2 separate regions of the Homo sapiens genome follow, and region 1 is linked to region 2. Evidence: chromatin contacts called from ENCODE POLR2A ChIA-PET data. All regions are on one chromosome and are shown on one strand. Each heading gives the region's core, a stretch centred on a gene start or an enhancer-like site at or near the end of the contact. The rest is flanking DNA. Distances are from core to core; before and after follow the strand shown. Region 1 holds the start of DNAJB6 (DnaJ heat shock protein family (Hsp40) member B6). Region 2 overlaps TMEM139-AS1 (TMEM139 antisense RNA 1).

What was found. ChIA-PET counts read pairs that join two places held with the same protein, here RNA polymerase II (POLR2A).
Region 1: POLR2A ChIA-PET joins it to region 2 with 10 read pairs in activated B cell. The contact joins the promoter of DNAJB6 here to the enhancer-like site in region 2. POLR2A ChIA-PET finds 5 or more read pairs at or near these places in 2 of 52 experiments (activated B cell and endothelial cell of umbilical vein).

The regions. Positions count from the first base shown.
Region 1 is chr7:157,335,291-157,338,620 of GRCh38, reverse strand. It overlaps DNAJB6 (DnaJ heat shock protein family (Hsp40) member B6), which reads right to left and starts at 1,617. Exons shown (of 10, transcript NM_058246.4): 1 at 1,477-1,617. RefSeq lists enhancers at 385-434, 1,163-1,666, 1,667-2,169 and silencers at 1,095-1,284, 1,345-1,554, 1,745-1,904.
Region 2 is chr7:143,277,750-143,281,278 of GRCh38, reverse strand. The region is part of intron 2 of TMEM139-AS1 (TMEM139 antisense RNA 1); the gene reads left to right. Among named protein-coding and RNA genes, the nearest start is that of TMEM139, 5.4 kb to the left of the region's middle. Within about 2 kb of position 1,763, at least 9 of the 41 ENCODE cell types and tissues checked have a DNase peak (open chromatin) inside an H3K27ac peak, as active enhancers do.

The DNA of each region.
Region 1 (3,330 bases), core at 368-2,867, about 14 Mb before region 2:
GGCTCGCGCCTCTAATCCCAACACTTTGGGAGGCCGAGGCAGGCGATCACTTTAGGTCATAAGTTCGAGACCAGCCTGACCAACACGGTGAAACCCCCGTCTCTACTAAAAATACAAAAATTAGTCGGACATGGTGGCGAGCACCCGTAACCCCAGCTACTCAGGAGGCTGAGGCAGGAGACTCGCTTGAACCTGGGAGCTGGAAGTTGCAGTGAGTGGAGATCGCGCCACTGCACTCTGGCCTGGGCAACAGAACAGACTCCGTCTCAGGAAAAAAAAAAAAAGGAAGTCTGGAGTAAACCCAGAGAGAACGCGGGACGGGTGGACTGGCGGAGGAGTAAGGCGGCTGCATATAATTCCTTTCAGAAATCATGAATCGTTCTGATACGCAACACTATTTGGAAAAGTGCGGTTAAACACGAAGCAGCAGCAATCAAGCTTTAATGGTTAACGTCTGTTTCCTTTCTTCGGTCTTCACTCTAACTTTTCTACTAAATCAATAATTTGGCTTAAATTGTAGCGACAAATCCTTACTAAAATTCGCAACTCAATAAAAACGTTGAAAACTACAAAGAGCGCCGCTCAGCCTACTCTTCCCAAACAGGCTGAAGCCTCCGAGCTCGCAGGCGGCACCCCTTCGGTGGTGGCACGATCGTTCTACTTGCGCTGTTTCCTGCCCCGTTTACGTGAGAAGTTAGCACAGAAGTTTACGTCTGACTAGCAAACCCATCCTTTAAAAAATTCGCTAGTGCCAAAACCTTTCTCGAGCCAATATATGATTTGCAGTTTACACTGCGTGTGTCACTGACCTTCCTTAGGTAAGAGTTAATGTAAACTTCTTATATAAACTTCAGTTGCATCAACTACGGTGCAGATTCTTTAACGCAAAGCAAAGCAGACAAACATTCTGAGTGAGAAAGGCAGCCTGCTCTTCCACAAACTTCTGAACAATCCGTCCGGAGTTCTAGAAACAGGGCTTTGCGGTCCCCCACCTGCTTCTTCTCCCTCCGAACTTGGCGGCACGGCTGCGGCATTCCTGCTCCGCAAGCCACTCCCGTTTCTGGTTTCAGACGCGAGTGCGGGAGCCTTAGAAAAAGAAGGCGCTCCACGCCTCCCACGCTGCCGGCCCCGCCGAGCCCCAGCCGAGCCCCAGCCGGCCGCTCCCAGGCCGGGCCCCACCCCCAACCGCCGCCGCGGAGGCTGGGCCGCGTTCCGGCAAGGACGCCGGGCGGGGAGGACGCGGCCGGGCGGCCCCAGACCCCAGCCCCGGCCCCGGCCCCAGACCTGACCCAGAGGACCCCGCCCACCCTTCGCCCCGCAACCCCGGCCACGGCCCCCGCCCCGTCCAGTCCTTTCCCCGGCCGGCGACCCCGGTCACCCCCCGCGCTGTTGCCAGGCGCCGGGTGAGGTCCGCCGTCTGCCGGGCGCGCGCGGGGCCCTAGGCGACCTCCCCCGACCCTCGGAACAGACCCTCACCGAGGACAGAAGCGGCCGGTGGCGGGACGCAGGGGAGGCAGGGTGACGGCCCGAATCTCCTCACAGCTCCAGGACTGCTGCGCTGGTGGTGGCGGCGGCTCCTCGCGCTTTCCTTTCTCTCCTTTCTCCAACAACAAACAGGAAATGCGTCACGCGGCGGCGGCACGGCGGCGTCAACTTCCGCCCGACCCTGACGCCGCGCATGCGCAGTTTCCACTGCCCATACCGCGGGCCCAACCTCGGGGGCGCCCGCCCCACCTTCGCGAAGGTTCTCGGCTCTTCCGCCGCCCCGAAGAGCCCAGGAGACTGGGGGCGAGGGGGCGGGGAAGCCCAGGGCGAGGGGGCGGAGCTCGGGGCCGGGTCTACGGTACCGGGGAGCCCAGACGCGCGGAAGGCACAGAGAAGGCCGAGAAGATTCCAAATGGCACTTATTGTTGGGCCAGAAGGAGCCCATTCTGGAAACCGCGAAGTCGTCGCGCCCTTCATCTTCCTCTTGACCGGCGGCCCCCGGAGCGCGTCTGCCGCCTCTCGCTCCGCGGTCCTGCGGTGGAGCTGGGTGGCATCTCCGCACAGCGGGACGAAAGCTGGGGCGCGGGCGCGGGCGCGGGCGGAGAAGTCCCCGAAGGAGAAGAAGAACAAACCAAGCGGCGGCCAGCGAAGGCGGGCGAAGGCGCCGGCCCCCGCTTGTCAATTTAGGGAAGCCCGGATACCCTAAGTTCCCCGGCGAACGGGAGCGCGTGGAGACTTCGCCAGGGAATAGTGACTGAAGGAAACGGAAGCAAACTGTGGCAGAAAATACAGATGAAGCTTTTTAGGTTAAATCGTGGCAGTAGTTTTTCTGAAAACGCGGCGCATTTTGATAGCTGGACTTTAGGTCATCCCCAGGCTTCCTAGCCTTTCCCGCGTCCTCAGGGGTTCTGGTTCTAACCCTGGAGACCAACACCACATGCGTGTAGATGGTGACCAGCAGGAGCAGGGAGTCTCAGACCCAGTGCAGTCAGACAGGCTCCCATTCCCAGTAGCGAAAGGGTCCCGCAGACCCAAAGCCTAAGGAGCCAACAAGCAGTTCGTCCATGGAGCCTGGCCTGGATCTCCCACTGTCTTCCTCTCCAGCATTCAGCCAGATGTTTGCTACTGTGTTGTCTTAGTCCTGGCCCACCTTATCCTTTCCTTTAAGAAATAAAAATCTCAACTGGGTGCGGTGGCTCACGCCTGTAATCCCAACACTTTGGGAGGCCAAGGCGGGCGGATCACCTGAGGTTGGGAGTTCGAGACCAGCCTGACACATGGAGAAACCCCGTCTCTACTAAAAATGCAAAAAAAATTAGCCAGGTGTGGTGGTGCATGCCTGTAATCCCATCTACTGCAGAGGCTGAGGCAGAATAATCGCTTGAACCCAGGAGGAGGAGGTTGCAGTGAGCGGAGATCACACCATTGCACTCCAGCCTGGGCAACAAGAGCGAAACTCTGTCTCAAGAAAAAAGAAAAATCCCTTTTTGTTACACCTTTCCTGAACTTCAGATCCTGTGGCATGCTGACACTGAATTCCGGGGGCCTGCTCAGCCACCTTCTGAACTAACAACGCTTATGAATTCGTGATCGTTTAAGCCTGGGAGATATTCAAGTAAAAGGCACTTTAACACTTGAATCACTTTTGGTTTAAAATAGCTCGTTAGTAATGAAAGAGTTGGAGAAATGCCACCCTGAATTATGCCATATTAGGATACTGATTACTAACTAGTTCACTGATTACCACATTAGTATGCCCTCAAACTGAGGGCACATGGGGACCTGCCAATGCAGGGAGGGGCATTCTGTGAATCCCCCATTATTTACATAAAGACAGATCATCCC
Region 2 (3,529 bases), core at 514-3,013:
TGACAGAGTGAGACTTGGTCTCAAAACACAAAAACAAAAACAAAAACAAAACACAACAAAAAACCAAAGAAACCAAAATGGGAGGCAGGTTTGCATGACCCAGTTCCCAGCTTGACTTTTCCCTCTGGCTTAGTAAGTTTGGGATCCCAAGATTTATTTTCCTTTCACACCTTAAGAAAACTGTTTAAAAACTAATGCAATAAACATCTTATGTATAGTTTTCCTTTTGTTTTGGATTATTTCCTCAGGATGAATTTTAAGAAATGTCATTATCAAGAGACAAGCAATAGGAAAGTTTTTATTGTCCCGAATGCATATGGCCAAATTGCTTCCCAAAGGTTTTGCTTTCCTTTATTTCTTCGTCAACTTAATATCCTTAGCAAAACAGGAATGCATCACTTAATTCAATTGTCATCCACTTTCTACTTGCCTGCCTTTGACAAACCCTACTGGAGATGGAATGACTTCTCCTTGCCCACTCTTCCCAGCTCATTTGGGTGGTTGACGGTGAAGGGAAGTGGAAGGGCAAGGAGAACAAGGGAGAAGTCAAGCTTATTGCCTCCCACTGTGTGCTTGTCTCTGTGGCTTTGTATTTCTGTGATTTTTGTGTTTCTGAATCTGGGAGTGCTTTATAGTATCAACATGTGTAGAATGTTTTGTGCATACTCCTCACTGTGTTAAATACTTTACACAAATTAAGTGATTTAAAATACGTATGCTATACTAAGAGGTAGTTACTGTGATTATGTCCATTTTATAGATGAGGTAAGAAACTTGAGGTATGTGGGTAGCTAATTAAGGGTGGGGTCAGGATTTGAACCCATGGTCTGAACCCAGAATCCTGGCTCTTAAGCACTACACCATCCCACTCTAAATGCTCTCTTGGGCTGCTCTCAAATGATAATTTAACAAAACACTAGAGGCATTCTGAATCATTATTCTGCCCTTCTCTGGAGGAGTGGTTAGATGCTACTTTTCCCCACTATTTGCCATTTTAAGAAAAGGCTGATTTTCAGACAGCACGGGCAGCCAAGGAGATGATCAGAAGGTAAATTAAGGTTATTGACATATAAGGCAGGATAAGGAAATGAAGATTGCAAGCTCTGTATTGGAAGGCTTACCTTTTATCATCTGATTAAGACAACTAAAAAATAGATCAGTTTAAACTGAATAAGCATACAACACACTGCTGGTGACTTCTAAAAAGATATCAGTGACAATAGATACATACCTTTGTGTAGAATCAATTGATTGGACCCACATACACGATCTCATTTGATCCTTATTAACAATCATTTGGGCTGCCTGATTATCACTTTCATTTTACAGAGGAAACAAGCTCAGAGAAAGTACACGATTTCTTTAGTTAGAAGGAAACTCAGAACCTTGACCTTTTAATTCAGCTGGGTGTGTTTTCCCCTTCAGAAATTGCCTTAGTCACAGCTTCTCCAAAATGTGTAAGGAAGGTGGATAAATGGTTTATCATGACATAGGTGAGCAACATTGATATTTTCTAGATGGAAATGCTTTCAAAAAATAATAAATCCTCCAGTATGTAAGGATAAATACATGCACTTACCCCATCAACTAGTTTTAATATTGTACAAAGCTCGCTAAACAAGAACTGAGTGAACAATGGGGTTGAGGCAGTCAGTCTAGCTCAGATACTCGGCATTAAGCCACAAAAACCTTCTGGAATTTGAGAAATTGAGTGTAGTTGTTGCTAAGCAACAACAACAAAAAGAGCATTGTGTTTGTTAGAAATGTCTACAGATAGTGACAGCAGAGTCCCACATGGATATGCCTGTAAATACTAGCAAACAGGAGGCCGTGCAGTTTAAGCACATGTGTTTTGGCCAACCCTGGTTTTCAAATCTCATTTCTACCACTTACTAGCAGTGTGACCTTGGGCAAGTTACTTAACCTTTCTGAGCTTCGGTTACTAATCTGTAAATTGGTGAAAATAAACCCACGTATATCACCCCTTTCCCACACTGCTCCTCCAGCTTGGGGAACTACAGCCAAAGTGAGTCTGGGTCTGACTGTAATGTGCACAACTGTGTGTGGGACCAGCGAGGGGTACCATCCTGTCACTGGGACCTGATTTCACCATGGAGCATTTGTTTGTAACTACATTGTACATAGCCCTGTGCTAACTTCTAAGGGCATCTATCCAGGAGAGGTAACATATTTGACTGTGGTCTCCAGGATTTTCTGATATGGGTAGAGAGATAAGAGATGCATATGAAATAATTAAATAACAATTAAAGACAGTATCTGACAGCCTGGGCAACATAGTGAGACCCTGTCTCTACACACAAAAAAACATTAAAAAATTAGCCAGGTGCAGTGTTGCCTGCCTGTAATCCTAGCTCTTTGGGAGGCTGATGGGGGAGGATTGTCTGAGCCCAAGAGTTCGAGGTTGCAGAAAACTACGACTGTGCCACTACACCCCAGCCTGGGTGACAAGGCAAGATCCTGTCTTTAAAAAAAAGAAGAAGAAGACAGTATCTGAAAAAGTATTAATGTATGTGCCGGGCATGGTGGCTCACGCCTGTAATCCCAGCATTTTGGGAGGCCAAGGCAGGTGGATCATGAGGTCAGGAGTTCGAGACCAGCCTGGCCAACATAGTGAAACCCTGTCTCTACTAAAAATACAAAAATTAGCTGGGCATGGTGGCACGCACCTGTAGTCCCAGCTACTTGGGAGGCTGAGGCAGGAGAATCACTTGAACCCGGGAGGCAGAGGTTGCATTGAGCTGAGATCGTGCCACTGTACTCCAGCCTGGGCAACAGAGCGAGACTTCGTCAAAAAACAAACAAACAAACATAAAAATTAAATATATGGATTACTAAAATATAGTTATTTTAGTTAATTAAAAAATGATCTACACTTTTAGTATAAAATTCAACAGGGAAAAAATTATAATAAAGAGTAAGTCTTTTTTATATCCCCAAACCTCAGTCTCTCAGTCCCGTTCCCATGAGGCAATCTCTTTCCCAACTATTTCTGGGTACCCCCTCCCCAGAGAGAGACCATAAATATGCAAACATAATATATACAGGCTCTCTTTCTTTATACATTTGGGAGCATACCATAGATAATGCTTTATATTTTGCTTTTTCCACCTAACAATATATGTTGGAGATTGTGCCTTATCAACATATGTAGATCAATATGTGTAGACCGTTTTGTTATGAATTACTAAAAGCATACAGAAAAGGGGCCAGGCATGGTGGCTCATGCCTGTAATCCCAGCACTTTGGGAGACTAAGGTGGGCAGATCGCTTTGAGCTCAGGAGTTCGAGACCAGCCTGGGCAACATGGTGGAACCCCGTCTCTAGAAAAAATACAAAAATTAGCCAGGTGTTGGTGGCTCACGCCTATAGTCCCAGCTACATGGGAGGCCAAGGCTGGAGAATCGCTTGAGCTCAGGTAGCAGAGGTTGCAGTGAGCCAAGACTGGGCCACTGCACACCAGCCTGAGTGACAGAGTAAGACCCTGTCTCAAAAAAAAAAAAAAATATAT